Linked DNA regions of Homo sapiens: region 2 is linked to region 1. A link is an interaction called in ENCODE POLR2A ChIA-PET data of the cell type or tissue named here. Cell type or tissue: IMR-90. All regions are shown on one strand.

Region 1 (8,000 bases):
TAAATCAACAGGTGAGAGAAAATAAAAAAATGTAATCCAGACACTACAGACTAACAGTTTCTTGCAAAAGATATAGTGTTAGAACCCACTGCAATTCTGATCACTTGACAGTTCCATCCTAACCTTCCTTTGCCTCTGTGAAAGGTAGTTCAACCGCTTAAATGCCAACAAAAAGAAAAAAGAAAACAATTCACAAGTAGGAGGCACGTAAGGCAGGGTCTGCGCTGGAAACCTATACTGTGAAGCAGGCACTTGCAGTTTCCCCAAAGAGTCTTAGGTCAGTTAGTACTGAAATTCCTGTGTTACGGAAAGGAGCAGAGAAGTCGTACTGTTTCTTATGGATACTCTTGCCCCAAATTAACCTATCATGATTTGGTGAAAGCAAGGTTAGATCCAGGAAGCTAGTTATAAATGAGAAGGAAGGCCAGGTGCAGTGGCTCATGCCTATAATCCCACCATTTTAGGAGGCCAAGGCAGGCAGATTACTTGATCCCAGGAGTTCGAGACCACTCTGGGCAACACTGCGAGATCCCGTCTCTACCAAAAAAAAAAAAAAAAAAAAAATTAGCCAGGTATGGTGGCATGTGCCTGTAGTCCCAGCTACTCAGGAAGCTGAGGTATGAGTTTCACTTAAGCCTGGGAGGTCAAGGCTGCAGTGAACCGTGTTCATGCCACTGCACTCCTTCCTGCCTGGGTGACAGGTGAGACCCTATCTGAAAGTAAAACATGAAAAAATTCATGAGAAGGAATCACTTATCTCAAAGAATTTTATCTTGTTGTTGAAGGAGCCTTTAGTATCTATGACCAGAAATACTAAAGACTGCCTTTAGGCCAAGAAAAGAGACATGTTTTCCTACCTTCTGGGCTTTCACCAGCATTTGGAAAAAGACAGAAAAACCCCTTGCTGAGAGAAGAATATTTTCCTTCCAACAGCTCTCTCGGTCACAAGAGGTGTTCTGAAGATACCAACGATGTTGTTTACTCACTTTCTTCACTACCACCTGAAAAGCAGGGACAAATTCCCTGAATCCTGGGTTACTAGGAATGAGGCCTAAAGAAATGGCTCTGCATCTCTAAACAAAAGGAAAGGGGGAAAAACTAGCAGCGTGCAAGATAAAAGCTTTTCAGAGGCCAGATTTGGCCAATTATGAGAGAGAAACAATGGAGCCACTGATGCCCCGTTCGCAGTGAGAACTCACCCCCTCATCTTTCAGCACCGTCCAGATGTTGGGGAGGGCCTGCCTCAGCACCAGTTGGACCTCAAAGGCCTGGAAGCCTGCAGCAGGGAAACACAGGGGCACACAGCACCTGGAACCGTGTGGCATGTTCCCCACAAGAGAAGCCCTGGAGGAGCAGAAGCTGAGATGGAAAGGTCAAGTGGAAAGGGAGCTTGAAGGGTGCCCAAGCCCATGAGCCATGTGGCAGGGCCTGGCCTGTCATGATGGGATCTGGGGCAGCATTCTAAGAGTTTTTTTTTTTTTTTTTTATCTCAGGGCCACTCTTAAGTTGGGGATGCCATAGAGCTTGTGTTTATGTGAGTTACAGCTATTGATATTAAACATGTTAGAAATTAAAACTCTTACATTTAAAGAAGTTTTTTAAGTAACAAAAACCCATTATACATGAACAAAAATAACACTTATAAAAAATAACTATTTTCTAAAACAAAAACTTAGCGAGAAGAGTGACACTGTTCTACATTTTTGCAAATCTCTAATATTTGGCTGGAATGTTGTATCGGCATTTGCATCCAATCTGTTGATATGTTGTGATCATTGAAACATAAGAAAATCCAGCCTCACGGCTGGGCGCAGTGGCTCATGCCTGTAATCCCAGCACTTTTGGAGGCTGAGGAGGGCGGATCACCTGAGGTCAGGAGTTCGAGACCAACCTGGCCAACACGGTGAAACCCTGACTCTACTAAAAATACAGAAATTAGCCAGGCATGGTGGCAGATGCCTGTAATCCCAGCTACTCAGGAGGCTGAGGCAGGAGAATCCCTTGAACCCGGGAGGCGGAGGTTGTAGTGAGCCAAGATGGTGCCACTGCACTCCAGCTTGGGCAACAGAGTAAGACTCCTTCTCAAAAAAAAAAAAGAAAAAAAAAATCCAGCCTCAAGCAGATGTGTAGGTGGAAAAGGGAACAGAATTACTAGCCTTATCAAATGACTTTGGATATTCTTTAAAACTGTACCAAACTCAACAAGTGGTAGTTTCTTAAAGATTAATTGCACTGTGGAATCTGAAACCATCATTAATGAGTTTTATTGTACTGCTACATTACAATCCACTGGCCTATCTCACACCTAGAATAGATCTCTTATCTATGAGATAAGATAGCGCACAATAGTAACATTATGTGCTAGTAATCTGGAAAATGCTGGTTGGCAGGGTTATGTAGGTCTCCCAAATGTTTGCACATTTTATTACACAATACCAACAGAAGACATTGGAAAATATGATCACTGATCTCATCAGAAAGGTTGTGGTACTGGGAAGCTGTCAAGCTTACGGTGGCACATGTAAATTCTTCAAAATTCCAGTTGATTGAAAGCTGTAATTTTATCACTAGGAAATACTGCGAGTTATCTTCCTTGAAGTGACAGGCTTTTTTTTTTCCTTTGAAACAGAGTCTCATTGTGTTGCTCAGGCTGGAGTGCAGTGGCATCATCTTAGCTCATTGCCTTGGCCTCCCAAAATGCTGGGATTACAAGCATGAGTCACTGTACCTGGCCAACAAGCTCTTTTCATTGAGAAAATGATTGTGAAACCTTCAAGTCTAAGCAACCAATCAGTTCTTTCCAGTAAAAATGATATTTCATGGGGCCGGGTGCGGTGGCTCATGCCTGTTATCCCACCACTTTGGGAGGCCAAGGTGGGAGGATCACCTGAGGTCAAGAGTTTGAGACTAACCTGGCCAACATGGTTAAACCCCATCTCTACTAAAAATGCAAAAATTAGCCGGGCATGGTGGCAGGCACCTGTAATCCCAGCTACTCAGGAGGCTGAGGCAGGACAATCACTTGAACCCGGGAGGCGGAGATTGCAGTGAGCTGAAATCGTGCCATTGCACTCCAGCCCAGGCAACAAGAGCAAAACTATATCTTCAAAAAAAAAAAAAAAAAAAAGGCAGCTAATTCAGCTCTCAAAAGACTGCACAAGCACTTTTCCTTGACACAATCACTGTATTTTGGCACACACCTAAGGAATGTTTTATGCATACTTATTTTTTACATACCTATATTGACATATATTTAAAAGATGAGTAATCAAAAGATTGAGATTTAATACAACCAAGAATATTACTTTTTAATCAAGGAGGCTGCTACTAAGATTGGCCTTTCCGTTTTTAACTGAGAGTAAGTGGTAATGAAGAACACGGTATGATGCTCCTGCCTTAATGTGTGCTGAGATGCCAGCAGCTTTGTCCGACATCGCTTGGGCACCAATGCAAATGGCACAATGACAATAGCAAGTACAGCTGAGGGATACTTGGAAAACCGTTTTGACCTCACATATCCATTGGAAAGGGTCCCAGAGACTCTAGGATCCATAGACCAGCCTCTGAGAGCTGCTAAGCTATGGCGTGTTCACTGTGGCTCCACACCACATGCTGGGGGAAAAGCTTAGTGATTAACAAAAGTCAAGATAATACAGGGCACCCAGGACTGAAATAAAAGGAATGGCTCAGGAATGGAACTTGACCTTCTCAGCCTTGAAACCCAAAGTATGTCGAAAGCCTTCAACGTGTGAATGCAGGTCAGAACTTTAACCACAAAGACTCCGTAACCGCCAAACAAATGCTTGCATCAGACTCAGTCATGAGGCACTTGGGACCAGGATCCCAAGAAAGGGTGTGTTTCCCCCAACTCCTGGCAGGTGACAGTGACCTGTCCCAATGCTCCTGCGTTGGGAGGAACAGGCCCTGCCTACCAGTGATCCCAGGAAGAGTCATCCAGTCGCCTTCCTTGGCCAGCTCCAGCCACCGCGTCACTTCGTCAATCACCACCTTGATTTGGTCTTTATCCGGAGAGCTGAAAATGGGCGCATGAAAGTGAACATGTCAGAGAAAAACACTTCAGAACCGCAAGACTATGTTAACATGAGAGCAGTTTCTGAACCCTCTGGTTTTCATGTTGCAATATACAAAGAAAATGTACCAAAAGAAGACGATTTCTTCTCTGAGGCTCTTATGCAATAGGAAGCCAAACAATTGGAAGAATAGCCCACAACCTTCCATAGGATCCAGGCATATATTCAATCCCCTCCTGCTTCACTAGGATGTATGGAGGAAAAGCTATTGGTATCTAGCCAATACCAAGCATTGCTATCAGGACCGTCTTCTTTATTCAGCTTTCAGGGGTGATAAAGTCTCTATCTGGGATAATCAGGAAAAGACAAGGACTTTGGTAAACACATTGCCTCTTGCATCAGAAACAGAACCTAACATCATTTTGAGATAAGGAAAGGCCTTTCTCCAACTCTTGAAAATGAAAGAAGGTTAAAAATTCAACTTGTTTTTCCCTTACAAAAAGCTACATTTTTATATGAAAACCAGCAGGAAAAATACAAAGAGACAAAAATTCCTCCAACATAACAGAATTATCTGGAAGAGATCATCACTCATCGCATTTCAGATGTTCATTTAATCTCCCCCTTCCTGATAAAGGCAAAGAGCTTCCATACCTTGTTCAAACCCACACCTAGCTGATAGCACTTGGCTCCAGGTGAGGGTACCAGCCCCAAGGCCCCCGGTCCGTCTACCCACAATGCTGTTGCTCTCGCTGTGGTCACTCCTGACCCCAGCTCTACAGGAATACGAGGTTTTGGAGACTGGGGCTGGCACAGACAGCCAAAGTAAAAAGGCAGAGGTCCCGGCCTAGGGGAGCAGGGTCAGGCACAGCAGGGCAGACACAGCCTAACCAAGGCACACATCTGAAGTCAGTGCCCAGTATGATTGGCACAGTCAAGGTTGCCCGAGAGATATCCTTGAAAAATCCCTCAGAAGATCACATGGGGGATCAACATAACATCTCACAGCAAGTCCAACAGAACGATTTCTTCCCCTCTAGCACTGGAATGGAATTCTTGTTTCTTTGAGTTCCAAATTAGGAGTCAGTTTCTTTTTCTTTTTAAACACTGAAACTCACACTCAACGCAGTGAGAGGTTCATTAGGGAGTGGAACATGATGGAGACAGGTGAAAGCCATTCTCAGTTGGGGCACAGGGAGAGCAGCGCCAGCTGCACAGGCAGCTGAAGCCATCCCCGCCAAGCATGGATGGAGGTCACCACACTCCTGGAAACGGCACGCCCGCCCACGGGAAATGCAGACAACAGCAACAAGGAAACAAAAAGGCACCTGGAGAAACAGGCCATACCTGCGAACTCTCCAGTTCCCAGTCAGGATATCGTGTCTAATTTTCTTCTCCTGTTCTTCATTCATATATGGGATTCCGTTTTTGAGAAACTTAAGACAGAAACAGAACAACAAACAGAACAAGGAGACAAGTCAGAGGGATCCTCTGTGCCTGATTTCACGAGGACAGGTAGAAAGGGGAAAGGAGACGGGCTGTATAAGCCAGTTCGTCTAGATCACTTGTAAGACATTCCCAGGCCGGGTGCGGTGGCTCATGCCTATAACCCCAGCACTTTGGGAGGCCGAGGCAGGTGGATTGCCTGAGGCTAGGAGTTCAAGACCAGCCTGACCAACATGGTGAAACCCCGTCTCTACTAAAAATACAAAAAGAATTAGCTGGGCATGGTGGCGGGTGCCTGTAATCCCAGCTACTTGGGAGGCTGAAGCAGGAAAATCACTTGAACCCGGGAGGCGAAGATTGCACCACTGCACTCCAGCCTGGGCAACAGAGCGAGACTCCATCTCAGAAACAAACAAAAGACATTCCCGTTCCCCTCCTCCAATGCCATACCTTGTTATAGTTGAAGCCATACTGATTCAAAAACTGAACACTGGAAGCCTGGAAGGAGAATTCTGAGTCCAAAATCCCAAACGTTGTAGGGAAGAGATAGAAGTTACAAGAATGGGCTATATACCTATAATAAAACAAACATACAGAGAAAAAGCCACAACCATTTAAAAAACTCTGGCTCCCAGGGCTGGCTTCAGGGTGGGCTCTTTCTTTTAGGCAAGAAGAATCTGAGTGTGCCCGAGTGTCTGCTGTGTTTCAGGAGCTATGATTGGCACTGGGGGTGCTAAATGAAAAAGGCAGAGAGCCTGCCTTCAGGGCCAGCGTATACCACAGAGACAGCCCCTCCACAAGCTGCCCAGGGATGCCAGGTTAGGGCGTGCAGGCTGGCACCCTCAACTGCTCATGGGGGGTGGGGAGGCATCCTGATAGTTGGGGCATCCTTTCTGCCTACTGTGTCAGGTAGTTTAAACATCACTTTCATTACACCACACTGTGTCAGGCGCTTTTATTAATATAGGTGCACACTGGAGACAATGGAAATGGGGAAAGGAGCACTTAAGGTACAGAGCAAGGCTGGCGGGAAAGGTACTGCTTCCAGAGAGACATCAAAGACAAGCTGGAATCCGCAGAGGGCAGAGTGAGTGGAGGAACAGACACAGGAGAGAATACGGAAGATCCAGGGCAAAAGTGATCGGGGCACCTGAGGCAGAATTTGAAGGTGGCAGCTGTGGAACATAGGTGGGAAGCACCTATGTTTGCAGAAGCTCTTGATACATACTTGTTTGCCTCTCCTTCAATAGCGGAAAACACAGACAATCCTGGAAGAATGACCGTAGAGGGAATGAATGCCAAGGAAAAGCAACCTGAATTTCACTACAAAGACAAAAACAACTCAAACAGTACTTTGCGCCCACAGATACTATGTGGGCTGTACAACAGGATAACATCTTTAATGACAAAAAAGAAAAGACAGACTGGAAGCATGAGAAATGTCAAATTGTAATTCACACTGAATTTGCTAAAATCTAATTGTGGCCTGTTCTTCAAATACAGAAGTAAATATTAAAATGACATTCTCATAGTTTTAAAACTATCCACAGAAAATACCAAAAACCATTAAGATTTATATATTTAACTCATTTAAAATGTCTATTCCTCCCCCCTCAAAGAAAACCATATGCAAAGTTAAAAAAAAAAAAGACTTCAGGCCAGGTGCGGTGGCTTATGCCTGTAATCCCAACACTTTGGGAGACCTAGGCAGGTGGATCACTTGAGGTCAGGAATTCGAGACCAGCCTGACCAACATGGTGAAACCCTGTCTCTACTAAAAATACAAAAATTAGCTAGGTGTGGTGGCGCGCACCTGTAATCCCAGCTACTCAGGAGGCTGAGGCAGGAGAATTGCTTGGGCCTGGGAGGCAAGGGTGTTGCAGGGAGCCAAGATCGTGCCCCTGCACTCCAGCCTGGGCAACAGAGCAAGACTCTGTCCCCCTTCCCCCCAAACAAATTTGGGTACAACAATGGAAACATAACTACAACTGTTTCCTATACTTCTCAAAGAGGTCTTATAATTAAAAACAAACAAACGAACAAAAAAAAAACCATAACAGAAAAGTAGCAAAGGATCAGGATAGAGAGGAAAACACACACACGTTCAGCATCATTCATAGTAAAAGCAGGGGCTGGGCGTGGCAGCACTCCCAGCTACTTCAGAAGCTGAGACTGGAGGATCTCCAGAGCCCAAAAGTTTGAGCCCAGCCTGGGCAACACAGCAAAAACCCAATGGTGCGGGAGAGGGCACAGACAAACCCAGAAAAGTAAAATCTGGCCCAGGGTCTGTTTCTGTAAATACAATAACATTTTACTGGAATGGAGCCATGCTCATTTGTTCATGTATTCTCTACAGCTAATTTCACATTACAAAAGCAGGATTGAGTAGCTGTAAAAGAAACAGCATTACGCAACCGTTAACAGCTCTGTCTTGACCAGCCTGGCCAACATGGTGAAACCCCATCGCTACTAAAAATACAAAAATTAGCCAGGCCTGGTGGCAATTGCCTGTAATCCCAGCTG
Region 2 (8,000 bases), 220 kb before region 1:
GTGTTACTCCAACAGAAAAAACCCAGTCTGGGGGCTAGAGCTGGCCAGTCCAAAGGAGGGCATCTGACTCCTCCATTCAGTGTTCACTTCCAAGAACACGCCTGTGCACACACACAAGCACATGCCCATGAATGCAAAGAGGAGGGGCTGAACTCCAGCGCACACTTACCTGCGGTTTTATTGCACTCAAAGTTTATGACGCTCATCCGCTGAAACCCTGAGCTGCATTCATCACCTCCAAAATATATCAAGGTGAGGTCTCCATCCGAATATCTAGATTTTTGTGAATACACAGACAAATGTGTTTGGGAGAACCAAGAAAAAAACTTGAATCTTTTTAAATGTCTACATTAAGCCTTTTGCGTAGCATCAACAAATCACTACGGATCTAAAACAGCAAGCTCTCTAGCCAGCTAGGGAAAAATATCTACAGGAAATGAGTTCCAAATGTATGGACTTGACATCCTCTCGCTTCAAAGTAGTAACTGGCTGGAAGAAAGTGCCGAAGGTTTTGCTGTGAGCATGAAGACTTCTCTTGTTCTCACTTTTAGATTTCGTACAAAATAAATAACGCCCAAGAATTAGACAGCCTTCTTAACAGCCGCCATGAACACAGCCGTGCCTGAGGGGCCTTGGACTATACTGATCCTGAACAATTTGAAAGAAGCAAAAATAAAATGTTTAAAATGCAGCTTCTCGGCAGATATTCCATGCTTTTAAAAAGCTCAAAGACCAGTTCTGGGGTTTTTGCAGTTTTCTGTTCCTAATTTTTGAATCGTAACTGCCCCTAACACATTTTCAGAAAACTGCATTTTCATCCTGCTTTTATGAAGGTCAACTACCAAGTTAAGGGTCAAAAGAAATGTGCTGAATGCATTTTTTTAGTTGTTTAAAATTTTCTGTTATGTTGATGGTGCTTCAGATTCTCAAACTGCCAGAGAAAAATCAAAACTCCTTAAAAACGAATTTTAAAATAAAAAACCCTATCAACTGTAAACTCATTAAATACTTTTCCTACAGTAGGTTCCGTACAAACAGCAAGTTTATAAAGTGAACAGTTCTAACAGAAGCATTCTTACTCTAAAGCCAGGAAAAACATTTGATTGTTTAGTGACAAACGGCAACTTGCCGAAGTCTACTAGGAAGGAATGCTGGAGTAACTGATTCTCCCGTACCTTACGGAAAATGGAAAGAGGAAGAAAAGGAGAGGGAGTTATGTTTCACAAGAATACACACAACGCACTTGAAAATTATGCAGGCCAGTCCCAAGGCACACGCCTCTAATCCACGCACTTTGGGAGGCCAATGTGGGAGGATCACCGAGGCAAGGACTTCAAGATCAGCGTGGGCAACATGGCAAAACTCCATGTCTACAAAAACTACAGAAACCAGCTAGGCATGGTGGTGCCTGCCTGTAGTCCCAGCTACTCGGGAGGCTGAGGTGGGAGAATTACTTGAGGCAGGGAAGTCAAGGCTGCAATGCACCGAGATTGCACCACTGCAGTCTAGCCTGGGCGCCAGAGTGCAACCCTATCTCAAGAAATACAAAGAAAAAGGAAAATCGCACAGAGGTTGTTGACGTACCGGAGGGTCTGATTGTGGTATCTTCCTGCTGCTTTGACTTGAGAGGTATCGCTCTTTTTCACTTGGCAAACTGCAGCTTGTTTTTTATTACAGAACTGTATTTCAGTTTCTCCACAGACATTCAAATAAAACAAATATTCTTTTCCATCTGAAATATAGGATGAACCTAAAAACAGGGAAATTAACAAGAAGAGGCTTGTTTTATATGAATAGGTATTAGAAGATTACAGTCTTACTTAGTCAAACCTGAATCCTATTTCTGAAACACCAGCCCAAACTACAGCTCTCTCCAACCCAGAAGCATGCATGGACTGACTTGGCCCCTACTGTCCCGTTCCCTCTCTCGATCCCCTTCTTCCTAAGCAGCGCCAGGAGGCAGAAAGCACCTGCTTACCTCCGCTCTGGGCAAGTGGTGTGAGGTCTATGGAGACATCCTGCTGCTCGCCGCTCAGAGAACAAGTTTTACTTTCCAGGTAATCTCTGTGGCAGGCATACTCAGTAATCCACTCAATTTCATAGCGGCAGTTGGATTTAGCTGTGAGTTTGGGAATGGTGCCCTATCAGGAACAATGTGAAAGAAGCAAAATAAAAAATGTTTCATGCAGCTTAATGCAGATTTTCCACACTTATGAAAAGCTCAAAGACAGGTTGTTAGGTTTCTACATTTTGCTGTTTCTGTTTTTTGAATCATAATTGCCTCTAACACATTAAGATTATTTGACTTATAACAACTCAGTAAAGTTACTTTTAATTTTTTTCTAAACTGTTATTTTTTTTCCATTTGACTCGTAACACCTCCATTTCCTCTTTACACTCTATTCCCTTTCTAGTCTAGTCACCTTCAGAGAGACACTCAAGCTTCGGCCAGCAAGCACCTGGACTCAGTGGCACGTGGCAATCACTAGGACATCGGCAAGCGCTAACAGGCCGTGCAGGGTGCATGGTCCATTCACCGCTTTCCACGAGGTGCTCAACTGGAGTGGTGCAACCCTGACACTGAGTGAACATTATCACATGCGTGCACAACCAGAGACACGGTCCACAACCCCTTTGGGATCCTGGGCACCACCATATCTGTACCCACACCTGCTCCTGGGTGAAGCCAGGGCACCACCCAGACACAAACCCGATTCTGCCATTGTGTTGCTTCTACAGAGCAGGAGCTCCACCATTCGTCTTTGATGTGAGCCATGAAGGGGGCTGATGGGGTCCCTGCTCACCAGGAATGTCACTGCCAGCTTTTTAATCACCCTTAGGAGACACGACTTACTGGGCTTAGCACCGGGCATAGCCGTGCTGCTTCCCAGCACCATTCATTCCGTAAATACTCACTGAGCACCTGCTACACGCCAGGCACTAGGTGCCAGGTTTACAAACAGGTCGCACACAATTAGTAAGTTGCAGAGCTGCAGGCCCAACCCTCTTCTGTTTGACTCATAATCGATGCTTCTGCCCACGTGGCTCAGTGCAGTCTGACACATGGTGATGCAGACCCCAGGGCTCCGTAAGAGAAACCAGGCACAGAAAGCCACACAGTGTAGGATTCTCCTGACATAAAACATCCAAAAAAGGCCAATCCACAGAGACAGGAAGAAGGTGGACAGTTGCCAGGGCTTGGGGTATGAATGGGAAGAGACTGCTAATGGGCAGGAGGTTTCTTTTTGGGGTGATGGAAATGCAAAATTAGATTGTGATGATGGTTGCACAGTTCTAAAAAAAAATACTAATAACCACTGAATTGTACTTAAAAAAAACTGAACTTTACAGTATGTAAACCCAATAAATAAATTAAATAAAGCATTTTTAAAATGATCTATATGACAAGGTGAGTGTTTACTAAATACCAGCTCCTAAAATCATTCAATGAGCAAATGTAAATGCTTAAACAAACCTCCCAAGTATTACAGTGTCCAAGCACATGTCACACAAGGTCTGCCCAGTGAACAGTTAAGCTTGAAAAGAAACCTGGCCGGTGCGGTGGCTCACACCTGTAATCCCAGCACTGTGGGAGGCCGAGGTGGACAGATCACTTGAGCCTGGGAGTTCAAGACCAGCCTGGGCAACATAGCAAAGCCCTGTCTCTACTAAAAATACAAAAATTAGCCAGGCGTGGTGGCACATGCCTGTAGTCCCAGCTACTCAGAAGGCTGAAGTGGGAGGATTGCTTGAAGTGGGAGGATTGCTTGAACTAGGGAGGCGGAGATTGTAGTGAAGTGAGATCGTGGCACTGCACTCCGGCCGGGGCGACAGAGCAAGACACTGTCTTTAAAAAAAAAAAAAAAAAACAGAGGGAACTTCTTGCTCCACTAATAACAAATCAGCCTCTTCTTCTAACACCAAGAAATGCCTCATACCCCTTCGAAGAAAAAGGAGGAAAACTCCCAATTCTCTTGGTTCTCACAGTGTAAAATGATTCTTACCAAATGTAGAACAAATAAAAAGGGAAAACACTAAAACCACTACCGCCTGAGAACATCTCACTGGGCTTAAAAGATTTCAACTCACATCTGTAGGTACAAATGAAAAGTGTGAATAAATATTCCTCCCCATTCACATTCAGAACAAACATCAGACACTCCGGCCTTCATTCAGCTGACAGCACTTGATGTGGAAGTCTGGGGACAGAAAGTGGAAAGCTGAGCCCTGCACTGTCTCCATATCCCACACACACCAGGCCAGCTGCCAGCCTGACGTCAGAGCAAATTCCACATTTGCTTGGGGGAAGGGGAGTGTGGTTCTCTGGCAAAAGAATTCAGCCCCTCCCTACTTCACCCTATTACTAAGAAGGCAGAAAGAAACTAAAGGAAAGCCCTGCCCTACCCCTCCCTCCCTGGGGGACGCCTCCTTTCCATCAGCACCTGCCCCTGGTTAAAACACTTGCAGGCGCTGGGCACTCAAGGACAAGTAAGTCTCAGCAGCCACACTCGAAGAGTTTACAGCTGCGCTGGAGATTTCATCAACAGCAGAGGGCACAGCAATAAACTGGCCTGTGATGAGAAAGAGGGGAGAAGGCATGGATGGGGGTTTAGGGGCAGACTGGGAAGAGAGAGGGAGGGAAAGGCTTCTCATAAGAAATCACAGGCTTGAAATTCTACTTCGTTTTTCCACTATTCACTAAAACAACCCAACTACCAAAAAAAAATCTGTCCGTGAACTACTTAAAATAATCTCACAGAGACTAGAACAAAACACCATCCCATTATATGTGGAGGCCCCTCCGGATTGCTGTAAAAAAGCAAAAGGCAAAATGCAAACAGCTCTCCCTGAGTGAGCTGCATGTGACAGAAGCTATCCCAGGAAGCTTGTCTTCTCCTGAGAACCCACCAGTGCCTCTGTCATGGCTCCCAGCTTCCTGCATCCAGGCCCACCCTGCCCCAAGCCCAGAAACGCGTTCGCATGGGCAACCCAGGCTACTGTGCGCCACATTAGTGATCAGGAGACGAGTCACTTACCTCTCTCCGCTCCGACGGGCAAACAAATGTAATAGTCACCGCAGGGCTGTGACCATCACAAAAGTCTAGCTTTCCTGCCTCTTCCCTCACGTAACTCAGGACAAGCCTGGGAGAGCCACATTGAGAAAAGAGTATTACAAAAGTATAAAGTACATCCAAATTCATATGTTGCCCTGAGCATTCAGCACATTCACTTGGGGGGGAGGAGAGGGTAACAGAAGAAATATTAAAATATAAAAGTAGATATGGTATAAAATGACTTTATTTCCATTTGAAAAAAAAAAAAGTTTTAAGTAAACTCCAGTGAGTGTTATTTTGTTAAAAAATCAAATATCTAAAGTGACCAGCACATAAATTTGATATATTAAGAAAACCTGGCTGGGTGCGATGGCTCACGCCTGTAATCCCAGCATTCTGGGAGACCAAGGTGGTGGATCACCTGAGGTCAGGAGTTCCAGACTACCCTGGCCAACACAGCGAACCTCCATCTCTACTAAAACTACAAAAATTAGCTGGGCATGGTAGTGCGCCTCTAGTCCCAGCTACTGAGGAGGCTGAGGCAGGAGAATCACTTGAACAGGGAGGCGGAGGTTGCAGTGAACCAAAATCACACCACTGCACTCCAGCCTACGTGACACAGCAAGACCCATCTCAAAAACAAAAGCAAAAACAAAAACAAAACCTGTTTGATCTGCTTCATGTCCTAGAATAAGGAAAGAGAAAAGGAACAAAAAAATTATTTTTTTTAAAAAAAGGAAGAAACACCATTTGACTAAAACAAGCAAAAAACGGTTGTAAATGAGATAACAAAATTAAAAAAAAAAAAAGGCAGACAAGCAGGCCAGGTGCATTTTTGCCCACAAGGCTAGTCAATCATTTCCTCTTTATACAACAAATTCTAAGTGCCAGCCAAAAGTTTTGTTTTGTCTTAACCCCACAGCACCTGCCCAGCAGTTACAGCAGTTACTGAACTGGGGTTCTCTTCCACCACCCAAACCACCATCCAACATGGCCCCCACCACCAGGGTTTACTGCACTCAGTGTGGAAAGGGCCCAGTGCCCCTGGCTGCCTGCTAGAGAATAGCTGATCACAGATGACCTGCCTTTTCCCACAAGAGAAGCTCACACTTGCTCAGTGTCCCACATGTTACTAAATCGTCACACAAACTCATTCATATTAAGAATTACCAATGTGTCACTTAAAGACTCTGTTATGGACTGAACTGTTTCCCCTCAAAATTTGTATGTTGAAGGCCTAAGCCATAGCTCAGCATGTGACTATATTTGGAGACAGGGCCTTTAAAGAGGTGAACAAGGAAAAAGGAGATCATGTGAGTGGGCCTTAATCCAAAAAATCACTGGTGTCCTTATCAGAAGAGGAGATTCGGACACAGACCCCCGCAGAGGGAAGGCCACGTGAAGACACAGAAAGAAAACGGCCATCTAACGAGCCAAGGAGAGAGGCCTCAGAACAAACCAGCCCCGGTGACGCCTTCTTCAGACATGCAGCCTTTAGACTGTGTAGGAAATACATTTCTGTGGTTTAAGCTACCCAGCCTATCGTATTTTCTTATGGCAGCCTGAGCAAACTAATACAGACACACACATAGAAAATTCCAAACACTTTTCCCCTCAGGTTACGCTCAAGTTTTTTCTTTGGACAGAGTGCCATTATAATTGCACATGCTCCCTACAACCACCCAGACATGCCACGAGCTCCAGACTAGAGCAAGCACAACAAGGTGTCTACCAAAGGCCTCTGAATGGGGAGAAAATGTGAATCCTTGATCGAAGTTCAGGATATGGTCATGTGCAACACACTAGAGAAATGCGTATGTCTGCCAAGGCAAGATACAAAGGCAGTACAAGAGCATATGTACACGGCACAACACATTATAAGGAACACCATTCCCCACTGGGAACCAAGGTCCCTGTCACATCCCAGTGAAGGTCACCAGCAAACTGTCCCTCCTGTCTCTTGCCCTCCCAAGATGAGAACACAATGGACACAAAATCAATTTCACGGGTGCCACAGAATGAAAAATATCAGATGGCACCTTAAGATAGGCATTATTTCATGAGGCAAATACAGGTATGTACTATGGACTGGATCATGAGATGTATTTTTACTGCTGTAAGAGACAAATGATTAAAAAGTAGACAAGCACACTAGACTATGTGACTCACAGCAATGACCAACAATCTTACAAGTACATGTGAAGCAGCAATGCTGCAGGGACTATCCCAAGCCTTGCTGAAAAAGGATGTTCCTGCAGCTCCCTGAAAGTCAGGTCCTTGCTGGAGATTAAAAACGCCAACAGCATCGGAGGCCTTGACTGACCTGTCCTTGCGCACCAGCTTCAGTCCGTCCCGGGGCTGGCCAACATCAAACGCCTGGTGTCCTCTTACCAGGCAGGCGGCAGTGCCGGGGGGACAGGCCCGCAGCTGTGAACCTGGGTCTCGTAGTGTGTCTGAAAATCATGTATTACATTAAATCAGATTAGGTGTTAGGAGTGATAATCACACGTACCCTTAGACCCAGGGTCCCTTTAAATACATTATTGAATTCCTAAAAGTCTCCCTAAGTAACTATTCTGAAACCTTGGGCAAGCCATTAACCCTCTGCAAACAAAGCTCAGGATGAAGGACTGTAAAGTACTGGCTCTGCACTGGTATATAAGAGGTGCACAGGAAACAGGTTATGATGTTATTTGTAATCAAGAAATGTACCCATCCTCTGCTTGAGGTACAACAACATTAGCACTATCCCCTTTCAAGCTACAGAGACTAGAAAATGCAGGCACTCCACAGATGACTGGAACAATTAGGAGATTAGGGAAAGAACCCACAGCTCTGGGTTCAAATCCTAAATCGACCACTTACTATGTCGATAACGTTGGTCTAACTACAAAACTATCCAATTGCCAGTGTGCTACTGCACAGGTTTGGTGGAGGATTAAAGAT

What was found. Peaks named below come from ENCODE experiments on the same cell type or tissue, not always from the same donor. Only the 100,000 strongest peaks of a DNase experiment are listed, where the experiment ranks them.
Region 2: POLR2A ChIA-PET joins it to region 1 with 10 read pairs; 3 of 35 experiments call an interaction of 5 or more read pairs at or near these places.

The regions. Positions count from the first base shown.
Region 1 is chr6:159,802,016-159,810,015 of GRCh38, reverse strand. It overlaps PNLDC1 (PARN like ribonuclease domain containing exonuclease 1), which reads right to left. Exons shown (of 19, transcript NM_001271862.2): 4 at 6,706-6,745; 5 at 5,928-6,051; 6 at 5,379-5,467; 7 at 3,933-4,033; 8 at 1,200-1,276; 9 at 858-1,001. Among named protein-coding and RNA genes, the nearest start is that of PNLDC1, 5.7 kb to the right of the region's middle. In IMR-90, no CTCF peak of the experiment used is centred here; no DNase peak of the experiment used is centred here.
Region 2 is chr6:160,026,692-160,034,691 of GRCh38, reverse strand. It overlaps IGF2R (insulin like growth factor 2 receptor), which reads right to left. Exons shown (of 48, transcript NM_000876.4): 6 at 7,378-7,507; 7 at 5,037-5,142; 8 at 1,979-2,141; 9 at 1,585-1,750; 10 at 170-273. Among named protein-coding and RNA genes, the nearest start is that of AIRN, 23 kb to the right of the region's middle. In IMR-90, no CTCF peak of the experiment used is centred here; DNase peaks (open chromatin) are centred at 3,071 and 4,291; H3K27ac peaks cover 1,229 bases.